Linked DNA regions of Homo sapiens: region 1 is linked to region 2. A link is an interaction called in ENCODE POLR2A ChIA-PET data of the cell type or tissue named here. Cell type or tissue: PC-9. All regions are shown on one strand. Each heading gives the region's core, and the rest is flanking DNA. Links, peaks and the distances in the headings are about the cores only. Region 1 overlaps LOC100293612 (a long non-coding RNA gene). Region 2 overlaps SLC6A6 (solute carrier family 6 member 6).

Region 1 (6,198 bases), core at 659-5,658, 850 kb after region 2:
CAATGACCCACTTGAGCCTACAGCCCACAGGATGGGATGCTGGTTTTGGGTGTAGCTCAGTGACTCAGAGAAAGCAGAACCCTTAGCGCCCGTGTGCAGAACAGCCGGCAAGCAAGCGCGGCACGCCCCTCCACTTGGCACATCTCAGGAAGTGGGATGATTGATGGGGACGCACAGGCTTTCTGGAGGGCAGCCTGAAAAAATGGGGTCAAAACTGGAGTACAGACACCCATGATCAGCAGTTCGCTCCTTGGTTGCATGTCCAGGGAAGTCCACAAATGGGCCCCCTTCTCTGCAGCAGAGTCTGTGGGGTGCGTACCTGGGAGCAGCCTGGACACGTGATCCCAGGGAAAGTGTGGGGTGCCCCTCGGAGGACTCCGTAGCAGGCACCAGCAACAGACAAGATGTGCGCCAACAGGAAGGAACACTTAACACTGCTGACTACACAATCAGGGAGCCGAGTGGCATCCGTAACACCAGGCTGCAAAGCAACTGCAAATATGTGCACCAAAGAGTGCACTGCAGCGAGTGGGGAGGAAGAGAAACTTCACAGTGGAGAGACCCAATCAGCACGACCTCAGCCAGATGGGCAACGCCAGCATCACAAGGGATGCCTCATGTTGACAGCAGCTGCCCTCCATTGGATGTGCTGATCAGGGCACTTTACCTCTGTGATCTTCCTCCCCAGACCCACAATCCCAGTCTAATCATGAGAAAAGTGTCAGACAAACCCCAGTAGCGGGCATCCTACGATGTATCGGGCCAGTCCTCCTCAACTGTCAAAATCGTCAAAACCAAGGCAAGAGCCAGGCATGGCGGCGTGTACCTGTAGTCCCAGCACTTTGGGAGGCTAAAGTGAGAAGATTACTTGAGACCAGGAGTTCAAGACCAGCCTGGGCAACACAGAGAGACCCCCCCCCATCTCAAAACAAAAACAAAATCCCAGAGCTAGTCTAAGAAACCGTAATGTGTATCCCAGAGGAGGTCCTGGGACAGAAAAAGGACATTAAATAAAAGCAAAGGAAAGCTAAATAAAGTATGGACTTTAGTTAAGAATGTATCAATATTGATTGACACATATCTCACTGTGCACATATAGTAATGTAAGGTGTTAACAGTAAACGGAATTAGGTGGGGGACTACTCAGAATTATCTTTGCACCTTTTCTAGAAATCAAAAACTATTCTAAGACTAAAACTTTATTTTAAAAAATACATGCCCACCGCACCACAGTACCCATTTTCTAAACCAATTTTCAGCACAGAGATACACAATGAAGGTGTTAGGATGGAGGCCGGCGGGGCAGGGATGGGGATATTGACACAGCCCCCAGGGACAATGGTGTGGGTGAGTGCCAGCCTTCACCCCCTAGCTCTCCAAAACTAACCCAACAGGAAGGCCAGGGGCCCCAGGCACTCCCCACATGCCCTCTGCATGCCCTGATGGTGGGGCAGCTGCACAGACCTGCCCATCATGGTGTGCCCATCTCTAGCTGGTCCCAGGCTGGCCATGCCCAGAGAGGACAGGCAGGCTGACCCAGGTGTGGGCCCCACAGGCAGCAGGAAGGCCCTGGCAGGGGAGGCCAGCAGGTGGGCTGGGTGCTGCCCTGACCGTGTGGGACTAACACATATGAGTGTGTCTGGGGTCTGGGGACCTGTGTTCCATTCCACACACCCCTCCTCAGGGCCGGGAGAGCAGCGCACATGCGGGAGGGTGGAGATCATGAACATGGGTGTGAATGTCGCTGCTCTAGCTGAGATGGGTCCGCCAGGCTTGTCCAGTCTGAGATGGGTGAGTCACTGTCTTGTCCCTGAGATAAGAGAGGGGCCCAGGCATGAGATACAGCCCAAATGATAAGACTGGCATCCCAGGACCCCACACCATAGCATCCCAATATCCCCAGAGGGATCAGCTCCAGCAGGGCCTCCCTTATAATCCATTCTCCAGCCTACAGCCAGAGGGGTATGGGGAAATGCAGTTCCAAGGCTGTCATCACTGCCCCGTGCTTCAGCTGCTCCCAGTGCTCTGGGGATTTGCTCAGAGCCCTGGTGGAGGCTCGTGGTGCCTTGCTGACCCTGCCTCACCCCACCCCCTCCACCCTCATCCCTCATCCAGTCCTTCCAGGCAGATCAGGCTTCTCCGCTTCAGAAGCTTTGCACGTGCTGTTCCCTTGGGCTGGCATGCCCTTCCCTGCTTTTCACTGCATCCAGCTGGACTTTTTTTTTATTATGTTCAACAGAAAATTCACAATCAGGTCTTCGGCCTGCCACTCAGCTCTGCCTGCCCTTCCCCTTCAGGAGACAGGTGCCGCTTTGTGAGCTGCCATAGGCTTTCTGCCTCCCGCTTGGCCACCAACCTCCAACTCACAGCTCAGACTCTCTCATCCCTCTGCAGGGCAGTATAACTCAGCAGTCCAATTCCTCTGGTCTTTGTAGCCATCATTCCCTCAAATTTTTCCAATGCCTGCATCAGCATTCCCAGCCACAGCATTCCCTCTACCAGCATTCCCTGTGAGTGTTCCCGGGCCACCACTGGTGCCATCTTTAGCAATCGTGCTGCCACCTTGTGCTGGGGAATATCTGTGCCCCAACCACCAATGAGCTCCAGTAAAAACTCTGGATACCAAAGGCTCAGATAAACTTCCTTGGTTGTTTATCCTCTTTGTGTATTATCATACATCATGTCTGGGAGGAGGTCACACCATCTGAGACAACCAGAAACTCCATGTTTGGACCCTTCCTGGACTTTGCCCTCTGTGTCTCTCCCCTTGGCTGGCTTGGATGTGTATGCTTTCACTATAATAAAATTGTAATAAGTATAGCACTTTCCTGAGTGCTATACTTTTCTTTGAGTCATTCTAGTGAATGATTGTATCTTAGGGTGGTTACAGGGACCTCTGACTATGTCACCAATTGATCTGAAGGGACGGTGATCCTGGAAACCCCATTCTCGGCTGGTGCCTGAAGTAAGAGCAGCCTGGTGGGGACTCCTTCCTTAAACTCTATCATTTGCTGAACTCCTTACAGTTGGTGTCAGAGTTGGGACTTTCTAGACCAACCCTGACTCACTGGAACATGTGGTTTGGGAAGAGTAAAAGGGTAGGAGCTGAGGAAACTTTCATTCCTGGTGGTGGCTGTGCTGCAATCCATTTTTTGTCTTTTTTTTTTTTTCAAGTACACTTGCAGGTAGAACCAATACAATCAATTTTTTGTAAGGTAAAAGTTATCAATGGAATTTAGAAATGAGGGATCCAACTCCTAAGCAGTTGGCTCACTAGAATATAAGGAAATGCAAAGAAACAACAAAAAAGGAAAATGTGAAATCCCTTGGTTATTGTTATCTGCAGTGGTTAAAAGGTAAGTGAGTGTAGGAAGGGACCCTGGTGCTGAGCCAAGATTCTGGTCAGCCTGGACCACAGCCTCTAGCCTGAAGCCCTACCCAAGGAATGTGTGGGGTAGATTCCGATGCTGGGCCAGGGTACAGTCAGTTGACCCAAGGTGTAGCTACTGGCCTCAGAGCCTCCTCCAAAGGGAAAAGTGTGCCGAGACAACAGATAGTAAAGGTTTTCATAAGAGCATGGACAAAACAAAGGGGTAGGACCAAGGAGAGAGTCAAGGGACTCATCCCAGCAGGGTGGAAGCTTTTAAACAGGTGTTAAGAAATAAGATGAATAAAGTGGATATTGATGAGGACGAAACAACGGTCTCAATGCAGCACTCACAGAAGCTGGATGGACCCTGCCGGCCGCCCAATGTGAAAAGGCCCTAAAAAATCTGCTTTATTCATTCTAGTTCGGAAGATTTTTAAAACCTGGGAGGCCTAAAATGACAGTGAGAATTCTGATCTCAAGTTGCCTGAGGCAGTGGTCTCACAATCTAACCAGGAGAAGGCCTGAGTCTCTCGGCCCACCCCCTAGCTGGGGACCCAAAGCCATACACACACGGGTGAGTGAAATGGCCGGGGGAGGAGAACAGACTCCGTCTGTGGGAGCCTCTGCTCTGTGATTCCAAACCTGTCAGCGAAGCCCGAATGGAGGCTCTCGTTCAATGGGGAGGATTTAGAAATGTGATGGTTGACGGAATTAAGGTGGATACTTAGGTGAAAACTGGAATGTTGGAACAAATTCTCTGTGAAGTGCCTGCACCTGCTTTATCGGAGCATATGCTGGGGATAGAGATGGTCTGGCTGGGGAATGCTTCTCCCACCAATTGCTGTAAAATAGAAGGCAGGTAAACCTGCCCTTCTGGCAATAGTGATTGAAGACCAGCATCTGGTCAGCTGATTCAGACTTTGGAGGGTACACACTCCACGTCCAGGAATATTGCAACTCCTTCCCATAAAACTACCCCCAAAAGCCCTGGAGTCCTTACACAGACCAGGCTGTACGGCAAAAGCCTGTTAGTGCCACCCAGGGGTGACCACTGGGATTTGGGACTAGAAAATTTTCATTGGAGAGACAATGATTGCATTTTGACTGAGGCCACTCTTATGATTGAAGGCTATAAAATAATCTAAAAATCTGAAATACACATAATGTTCTGGACGATGTCAAAGAAACACCCTAATGGGGAGGGCAACACCCAGAATTTCCTTTTTTTTTTTTTTTTTTTTGTGAGACAAGGTCCAGCTCTGTCACCCAGGCTGGAGTGCAGTGGTGCCATCTCAGCTCACTGCAACCTCCGCCTCTTGGACTCAGGCCATCCTCCCACCTCAGCCTCCTGAGTACCTGGGACTACAGCGTGCGCCACCATACCTGGCTAATTTTTGGATTTTTTGTAGAAATGGGTTTTTGCCATGTTGCCTGGGCTGGTCTCAAACTCCTGAGCTCAGGCGATCTACCCGACTTGGTTACAGGCGTGAACCACCACACCCGGCCCCAGAGTTTCTTAATAAAATGGAAATGGTTTGTGCAGGAATGTGCTGCCTGGGGATGCAAAGGGGTACTTGGCGTAGTCATGAGCAGACAGGCTTTCCCCTAGGGCCAACTTTAGAACCACCCGAGGGGCTGCCAGATCCTACTGTCACTTGGCTGATGCTCTGTGAGAGCTCTTGACTGGCCAGTGTGTACAGATGATGGTTCCAAGGTATGCGGACAGCACAGTTTGGAAGGCCAGCCCTCCAATGGAAGAAGGTGAAAATGAATCAGCTCGGTGGGAGGGACTGCGTGCTGTTCAGTTGTGTGTTTGTGTTTTTACTGATTCATGGGTGACCTTGTCAGACCCTATGGTCAGGCAGGAGGGCAGCGGAAACCTGGCCTATTAAAGGGATACCCGTGTGGAGCACAGCCCTGCAGAATCACCCTGGGAATCTGAGGGGTGCATTAAAGTGGGACATGTTGATGCCCATCAAAGGAACCCCCTTCCAGGATCAAGAAGTGATTGGGATGGCAAGTAGGCGTCCCAGTGTGCTCGCTTGGGGTGGCACCCTGGGTCCACGAAATGAGTGGACATTGGGGCTGCAGATGAACCTAGACACATTCCTCTTGCACCCCCTAGGCACAGTTCATAAGAGCTGTTCTTTCTGCCAACAGACAGAGAAACAGAGACTGCCGATGGCTGTGCAGCAGAGTCCCATGAGGGAAGGCCTTGCATGGAGCTGGCAAGACAAACCAAACATAGAAGCCCCAGGAGGCCACCAATGGGCCCTGACAGGGAAAGGCGAGCCACTGACTCTCACCTGGGCTTTGCCTCCCTGGCAGCAGACGCTTGAGGTACTATAAAAGTGTGGCGATGGGAGACAGTGCACGAATTTGCACTGCCCACTCACACTTCTCCCGACCAAGGGACACACTTTACAGCCCTGAATGTCCCACAAGGGGCAGAGCACTCTCATCCTTGGCGTAAGGTTGGATAGAGAACTGGAACATGTCATGGATACTGGTTGTCTAAAACAGAGGTGGTGGGGCAGGAAAGAGTGACTTGCACGCCATCACAAGTGTGTGTCCACCCCAAACATGAGAAGGGCCAGGAGAGGGTCCCTGCTAGATAGAGTCCCACACCTCTTCTTTTCTGTTTTTGTTTTGTTTTGTTTTGTTTGAGTCTCACTCTGTTGCCCAGGCTGGAGTGCAGTCATGCGATCTCAGGTCACTGCAACCTCTACCTCCCGGGTTCAAGCGATTCTCCTGCCTCAGCCTCCCAAGCAGCTGGGATTACAGACGTGCACCACCACATCCGGCTAAATTTTTTTTTTTTGTATTTT
Region 2 (6,198 bases), core at 476-5,475:
CACGTGGCCTCCTCAGACTCCACAGCAGAGGAGACAGACTGGAAAGTCACACGTGGATTTTTTCCGCCTTCACCCAGAAGCAACACTCATCACCTTGCTTCACAGCCGATGGACCAAACCCCTCATGTGACCTTCCTAACTAACTGTGAGGGAGCCTGGGAAGCGTGGGACATCGTGTACTGGGCACTCCGTGCCGCCCCTTCTCATGCCCTGGCTATTTTTGCTCCCTCAGTGTGTTTTTTGCCATATTTATATGAAATTTACTCAATTCATGTTTTCTCTAAATTGATGGCACTTTTTCAATTTACATTTGACTTTGAAAGGAAACTTTTTGTCTCCATTAGGAGTGAAAATCTTGCACCCCTTGCTTTGAAATAGAAAGTGGGTGTAAAATGCAAATAAAATAGAAAGAAGACAATGTCACATCACACAGTTCTAGGCAGGAGGCTCTCTGAGTGTGTGGTCTGCTCTTTCATGTGAGAAAGGGAGAAAAGCAAGAGTTAGAGGGGTATGAAAGGTATACCTGCCCCTTCCTAGAACTTTCTCTTTGATGAAACCTAACAGAAGGACTGAGAGAGAGTTAGAGGAAGAATGTTCCTCTGTGTGTGGTGCTGGTGATGTCAGGGCTTGCGTCAAGGCTGGGGCAGGACCCATCTTTAGGACATCACATGCCTCTTGCTCCCTTCAGCGCAGCAGGGCTGACATCTCGGTTCTGTTCCCTTGCTTGTGCCCCATGCAGGTCAACCACGTCCGTACACGGGACTTCGACTGCTGCCTGGCGGTGCCACTCCTGGCCGAGGCGGGTGATGTCTTGGAGCTGATCATCAGCCGCAAGCCGCACACGGCACACAGCAGCCGGGCCCCCCGATCGCCAGGCCCCAGCAGTCCCCGGATGCTCTGAAGTCAGCATGTGGGCCGAACTCCTAAGGGGCCACCCAGGCAGATCCTGGCTCCCAGACACGTAGCTGGGCTGGAGAAGCGGCCACCCACTCATTCATCTGTTGGTCTGGCAGACTCTGAGCCTGGGATGATGCTTGGTCTCTGTTCCCCAGGTCTGTGGTGACTGGGGTGCCAGGCAGGGAGGTCCTGCCCTAGTTGGAGTGACAGCTGGGGTCTCTCGCCAAGTTGGGTCTCCAAGATGCCCAGAGGAGCCTCCCTTAAGAAGGGTTGGCACAGGCTGCTCAGCCGAGAGGAGAGAGGCCTGGGGGCTGTCCCAGGTCTCTGTGGGGCCTCCTTGGAGAGGTCGAAGATGTAGGGAGCACTTCCTCCCAGCAAAGCCATGGAGCTGGAATGAGCTGCAAGGAGGAGTGAGTTCTCGGTCACAGGAGGTGAGCAGGCAGGAGCTGGATACCCCAGCGCAGTCATGCATTGGGGTATGAGGCATTCCCATGATGCGTGCACACGCGCTTGGGGGTTGGCTTCCTGATGGGGAGCCACTTCATCTAGAGACTCGGCCACCAGGAAGGATGCTGCTTCGGATGGGAGCCCAGCTCCTTCGCTTCTCCAGAATAGGGGTTTGGGGCTTGCTAGTCCTGAGATTCTGAGATTCCCAGAATCTGGTCCCCACTTATGAGACTCTTAAGTTGGGGCGTCTGGGATCCCAGGAAGTGCTGGCCCTTTGATTCTGAAAGTGGGTGATTCTTTGATTTCAGCATCTCAGTCTGAAGCTTCTGGGACTTGAGACTGTGGTTCTGGGCCCATTGGGCAGGCTCTATGGGCCTTGGGCTCTCAGCCCTCCTGCTTCTTCTGTAGGCCGTGTGGCCACTGACCCATCTGCACGTCCGCTCAGCCCAAGCCCCTCCATGTGGGAGGGGTCATTTTGGGGCAAAAGACCCTGGAGCTTCCATTCACCTGCCATCCAGTGAAAATTGAAAAGCGATGGACGCAGGACCTGTGAGGCGGTAGCGCTCCTCTTTACAGCCAGATCAGTGGAGGAAGAGGAGAAAGAGGGAGGGAGATGGGAGAGAAATGGGCCAGAGAAAAAGATGGGACACTCTTGCCCAGTGGAGGGTGTCCAAAGTGCTTATTCAAAGAAGTCTATTCCCACTTGAAATCTGGAAGCACCAGCATCCCTTAAAATCATTGTCCTCAGTGTCCACAAATCAGAGACCCTCTTCATTTTGAGAAGGGTGTGGGCCTCCCCTGGTGGTCTAGTGAGTGGTGCCTGGGATGGAGTGGGCGGGCAGGTGTAGCCAGGGCTGGGGATGTGCTTTGCCTGGCCCAGTTCTCACAGGGGTCTCAGGAAAACGGGGCACCCACTCCCACCTCCATCTGTCTCCAACCTGGGGTCCCTGGAGGCCAGAAAAGTGCTCTTCCATTTGAGGGAACAGATGAGGAGTCAAGAGGTCTGTTCTTTTCACCCTGGGTCTGTTACCTGTTTGCTGTGTGACCCTGTCTGGGTTGGACCCCCAGCCCCTCTGGACGATCACGGGTGGACAGTCTGAGCAGACACAGGCCTCCTGGTCAGGGCCGGAACCATCTCTGCCGACCCACCAAGGCCCCCTTGGGGACCTGCCCACGCTGTCTCCTGGAGGCCTGCCTCCCTTACCCCTCCCCTCCACTTCGCTGGGCTCTGCCCCTTGGTGCCCTCCCTGAGGGCCCTGCATGCTTGTGCCTGGGGTGCTCAGCGCCTCTGCTATCTTGGATTCCCGTGTACTCAGCCCAGAGTGAAAGGGCACTGTCTACCTGTCACAGGGCACCAAGTGAAAGCCAAGAGCCCTCACTTTTGAGGGTGAGGGACAGCACAGCAGAGGTGTGGCTTCTGGATGCAAGCAGCCATAGCTGTGTGACCTTGGACAGGTGGCTCAGCCTCTCTGGACCTCTGCTAAGCAACAGGGCTGGACAGGACACACTCTCAGGGCCTCTCGGCTTGGGAAAACTGCATTGACTCCAGGACTCCAGGCGAGGGAAGATGCACCCGACTCTAACTAATACCCCCCTCCCTCCTCGGGCTGAGGCCTCTGCCATTCTCCCAAAAGTATGCAATCAGGCCCGCGGTGGGCCTCCCAGCCATGCCGGCCTCCTCATATGCAATATTTCTTCTGGCTTCTCATGGGGATGGTTCATCCCCGACTTGAAATTTCCTGACACCTTTCCCCAGTGAGCGCCCTGCCTGCCTATGCATTTTGGGAACAGCCCCTGTGACATGTCCCCTTCCACCTGCCCTCTCCCCCAAAGCTGTATTTTTCTCTGGCTGAGATTAGAACACATTCCTTGTAAAGTATTTTTCTACATCGGGTTTTCTTAGGGCTCTCGGGAAGCACAAGGGGCTGTATTGCAAAGGCCGCTTATGGTCTGTTTGGGGCCCTCGTCTAAGTCTTTGTCCCACCAGGGGTTGCAGTGGCTTGGGGGTAGGTGCCATGGGGATGATTTTTTAAAATAAAATTATTTAAATCCACCTAGAGTAGAAGTTTGCTTTTTAAAAAAATCATGGATTGGCAAGAGTCAGCTTCTGTATGGGTCTGGTGACATCTCACCTGCTTTTGATGATTCATTAATTCAAAAAGTTTGCCATTTGCTTCCATCATCCAGCCCCTGGGCAACATGAATCAGACAGATTTAGGTCATGTCTGCACATTCTGGTGGCAGGCAGACAATCAACAAGTAAGCAAATAAATAATTATTTCAAAAGGCATCAAGTGCAACAAAGAAAACAAGGGAGTAACGGGATAGAGGGACCAGGGTGAGGGGCTTTAGCTCACAATATTAGGAGGGGTTTCTCTCAAGAGGCGACATTTGCAATGAGACCTGAAGACAGGAGCCAGCCTCCATGGAGACCTGGAGGAAGAGTGTCTCAGGCAGCGGGCACAGCTAGTGCAAAGGCCCTGAGATAGGAACGAGTTTGACGGTCTCAAGGAAGAGAAAGAAGGCCTGGGAGGGGAATGGGGCTGGAGACTAGGTTGGAGGTAGCAGGAATCAGTCGTGAAGGCTTGGGTAGGGGGAGCAAATTTGATTCTCTGCGCAGCAGAAAGCCAGAGGCAGGCAGTGGTGCCTGCATATGGAGTCTCTTTAGCCCAGGTTGGGAAGGTAGTGGCAGGAGGGCAGCCTCAGGTCTGGCTGCTGCCCTGGAGTGTCCAGAGAGTGTCTAGGGCAGGTGAGCTACAGGGTCTGGGACCCAGAGGCCAGGGCCAGGCCCCACTGGGGAGGCCACAGTTCTGTGAGCAGAGGAAGAGCTTCTTTCCAGGAAGCGAGTACTCTGTCTTGGGAGTGGTGTAGGCAGGGGGAAGGCCAAGGGAGGCAGCAGGCCTTGCTCTAAGCGCTTTGCAAGAGCTTGCTGGATCCTCCCAATAGCCTTTGGAGGTGGGCTCTATTCCTGTCCCATCATTACAGATGAGGAAACAGGCACAGAGAGGTTACGTAATTTGCCCAAGTCCACACAGGTAGTAAGGGATGGAACCAGGGCTTGAACACAAGCCACATGGCCCAGTACACATAGAGAGAGGCAGGCAGGTAGGCATAGGCTGTCAGAAAGAGCCAGAAAATGGGGGTAGGGTGGTCTTCTATTCTAACATTGTCTATAAATGAGTTACTGAGAATTTTGTCTGGTTAGTTGGGCAAAGGGCTCAACTGACTCCCGAGTTTGTCCATCCCAAAGGGTGGGGGGCGCTGTTGGCAGGAAGGCTGCCCCAAACATGGACCTGTTGTGACCCCAGAGAGCCCCTAACTGGGTATTAATGAGCGCCTGCACCTGACGGTGGGGGAGTGGGAGAAGGGCAATCAGGTTTGCTCCCCCTCTACCCTTTCCCCCACTCCGCCACCCGCTTTCTGCCCTTCTGGCAGGTCAGCCCAAGGCTAAAGAGGAGGGACTGAAAGCCGCAGCAGGTGAGCACCTAAGGCCAAGAGCATCACCTCCAATCATCCTGGTGGCCTTGATGGGGACAATGGTTTATTCCAGATGGGGAAACTGAGGCTCAGGTGACTGCTGCCAGATCTCCCAGCTGTACAGGGCTGGGCATGTAGCAGGTAGAATCAGTAGAGCCAGTAGAGCCAAGAGCTCATGGGCCCGGGTGCGAATCCAGGTTCTTTCATGGACTTGCTGTGTACCCCTGAGTGAGCAAGCTGCTTCCTCTGTGAGCCTCCATGTGGGAACCTCTAACCTGGGAAAATACCTACCTTTGAGGAGCGTCCTGGGATTGGACGGGAAGCCCTTTATAAAATGTAAAGCGTTTGGCAAACGTTGAGGGGGAAATACCTCACCAGAACACAACCCACACATGTTGGATGTTAAAAAGGAAATGTTTATTTTCATGTTATAAGGTGATTACAAACTCCTCTAAAAAAAGCAAAGATGAATTTAAAATATTGATATACATATTTATCTAAAAAGCAAAAGAGAAAAAAACCCCTGCAAAATACAGGGAATCATATCATAAAACATTTATACACAAAAGCTTGTATACTGCAAGACTGAACTACACACCAAGGATCTTGTTCAAATACAAATGTTCCTCCTCAGAAAAGTCTCTTGTTGGTTGATTTTTTTTTTATAAAAGTTTAAAATATCTTAAAAATATTTTGAAGTTTTAAAAAAATGTCCTGATGAGCCAGACATATTTCTGGAAGGAGGCAAGACCCACATTCTCAGCTTTCTCTTGTGCTAAATACAGAGTCACAGTTGCTAGGGATTGGGAGATTAATTGGGTAAAAAAAAAAAATGAAGCCAACATCTCAATTTGAAGTCAAATATATAACAGGATGCTCCATCCCTCGGAGAACACGCCAGAACATGTCTGTAGTGACACCCACAAGAGAACAATGCAAAAATGCTTCCTATTACAACAATATATATTCTGAGGATCAGGGAGAGAAGGAAAGGGGGAGGGCTGCCCCCTGCTTTCTGGACTGCCCACCTCTACAAGTTTGGCTCTCTGGGTTTGTTTTGTTTAGTCTTGTGGTTTTGTACTTCGATTTTTGCACACAGTGGTATTTACCGTGTCCCAGGCAGCCTGGCCTGGGACCACATGGGTCTGAGGGAGGGATGGGACCTCAGGCCACCTTGAAGGATTTTCTCTTGGGTCCTTTCCTGGCTTGTGTCTGAATCTTGGGTGGGGTGGGCTGCGGGGAGCAGTTAGGTGCCTCTGCCTTTAGACTGGCTACCCAGAGCATTTCCCCAGGGAGAGGGGCTGTGCTGGGAGATGCTGGCTGGGTGGGGGACCAGTGTGGCGGTACCCGGGTGATACAAGAGTGCCCTGAAGTGGG

What was found. ChIA-PET counts read pairs that join two places held together with the same protein. Peaks named below come from ENCODE experiments on the same cell type or tissue, not always from the same donor. Only the 100,000 strongest peaks of a DNase experiment are listed, where the experiment ranks them.
Region 1: POLR2A ChIA-PET joins it to region 2 with 5 read pairs; 2 of 35 experiments call an interaction of 5 or more read pairs at or near these places.

What each region holds. Positions count from the first base shown.
Region 1 is chr3:13,641,759-13,647,956 of GRCh38, reverse strand. LOC100293612 (a long non-coding RNA gene) reads left to right here. Exons shown (of 2, transcript XR_110033.3): 2 at 1-844. Among named protein-coding and RNA genes, the nearest start is that of LINC00620, 5.9 kb to the left of the region's middle. In PC-9, for the core only: a CTCF peak has its summit at 4,266; no DNase peak of the experiment used is centred there.
Region 2 is chr3:14,488,368-14,494,565 of GRCh38, reverse strand. It overlaps SLC6A6 (solute carrier family 6 member 6), which reads right to left. Exons shown (of 15, transcript NM_003043.6): 15 at 5,217-6,198. It overlaps GRIP2 (glutamate receptor interacting protein 2), which reads left to right. Exons shown (of 24, transcript NM_001080423.4): 24 at 740-5,459. The coding sequence ends at 901. Among named protein-coding and RNA genes, the nearest start is that of GRIP2, 49 kb to the left of the region's middle. In PC-9, for the core only: no CTCF peak of the experiment used is centred there; a DNase peak (open chromatin) is centred at 3,535; H3K27ac peaks cover 1,485 bases.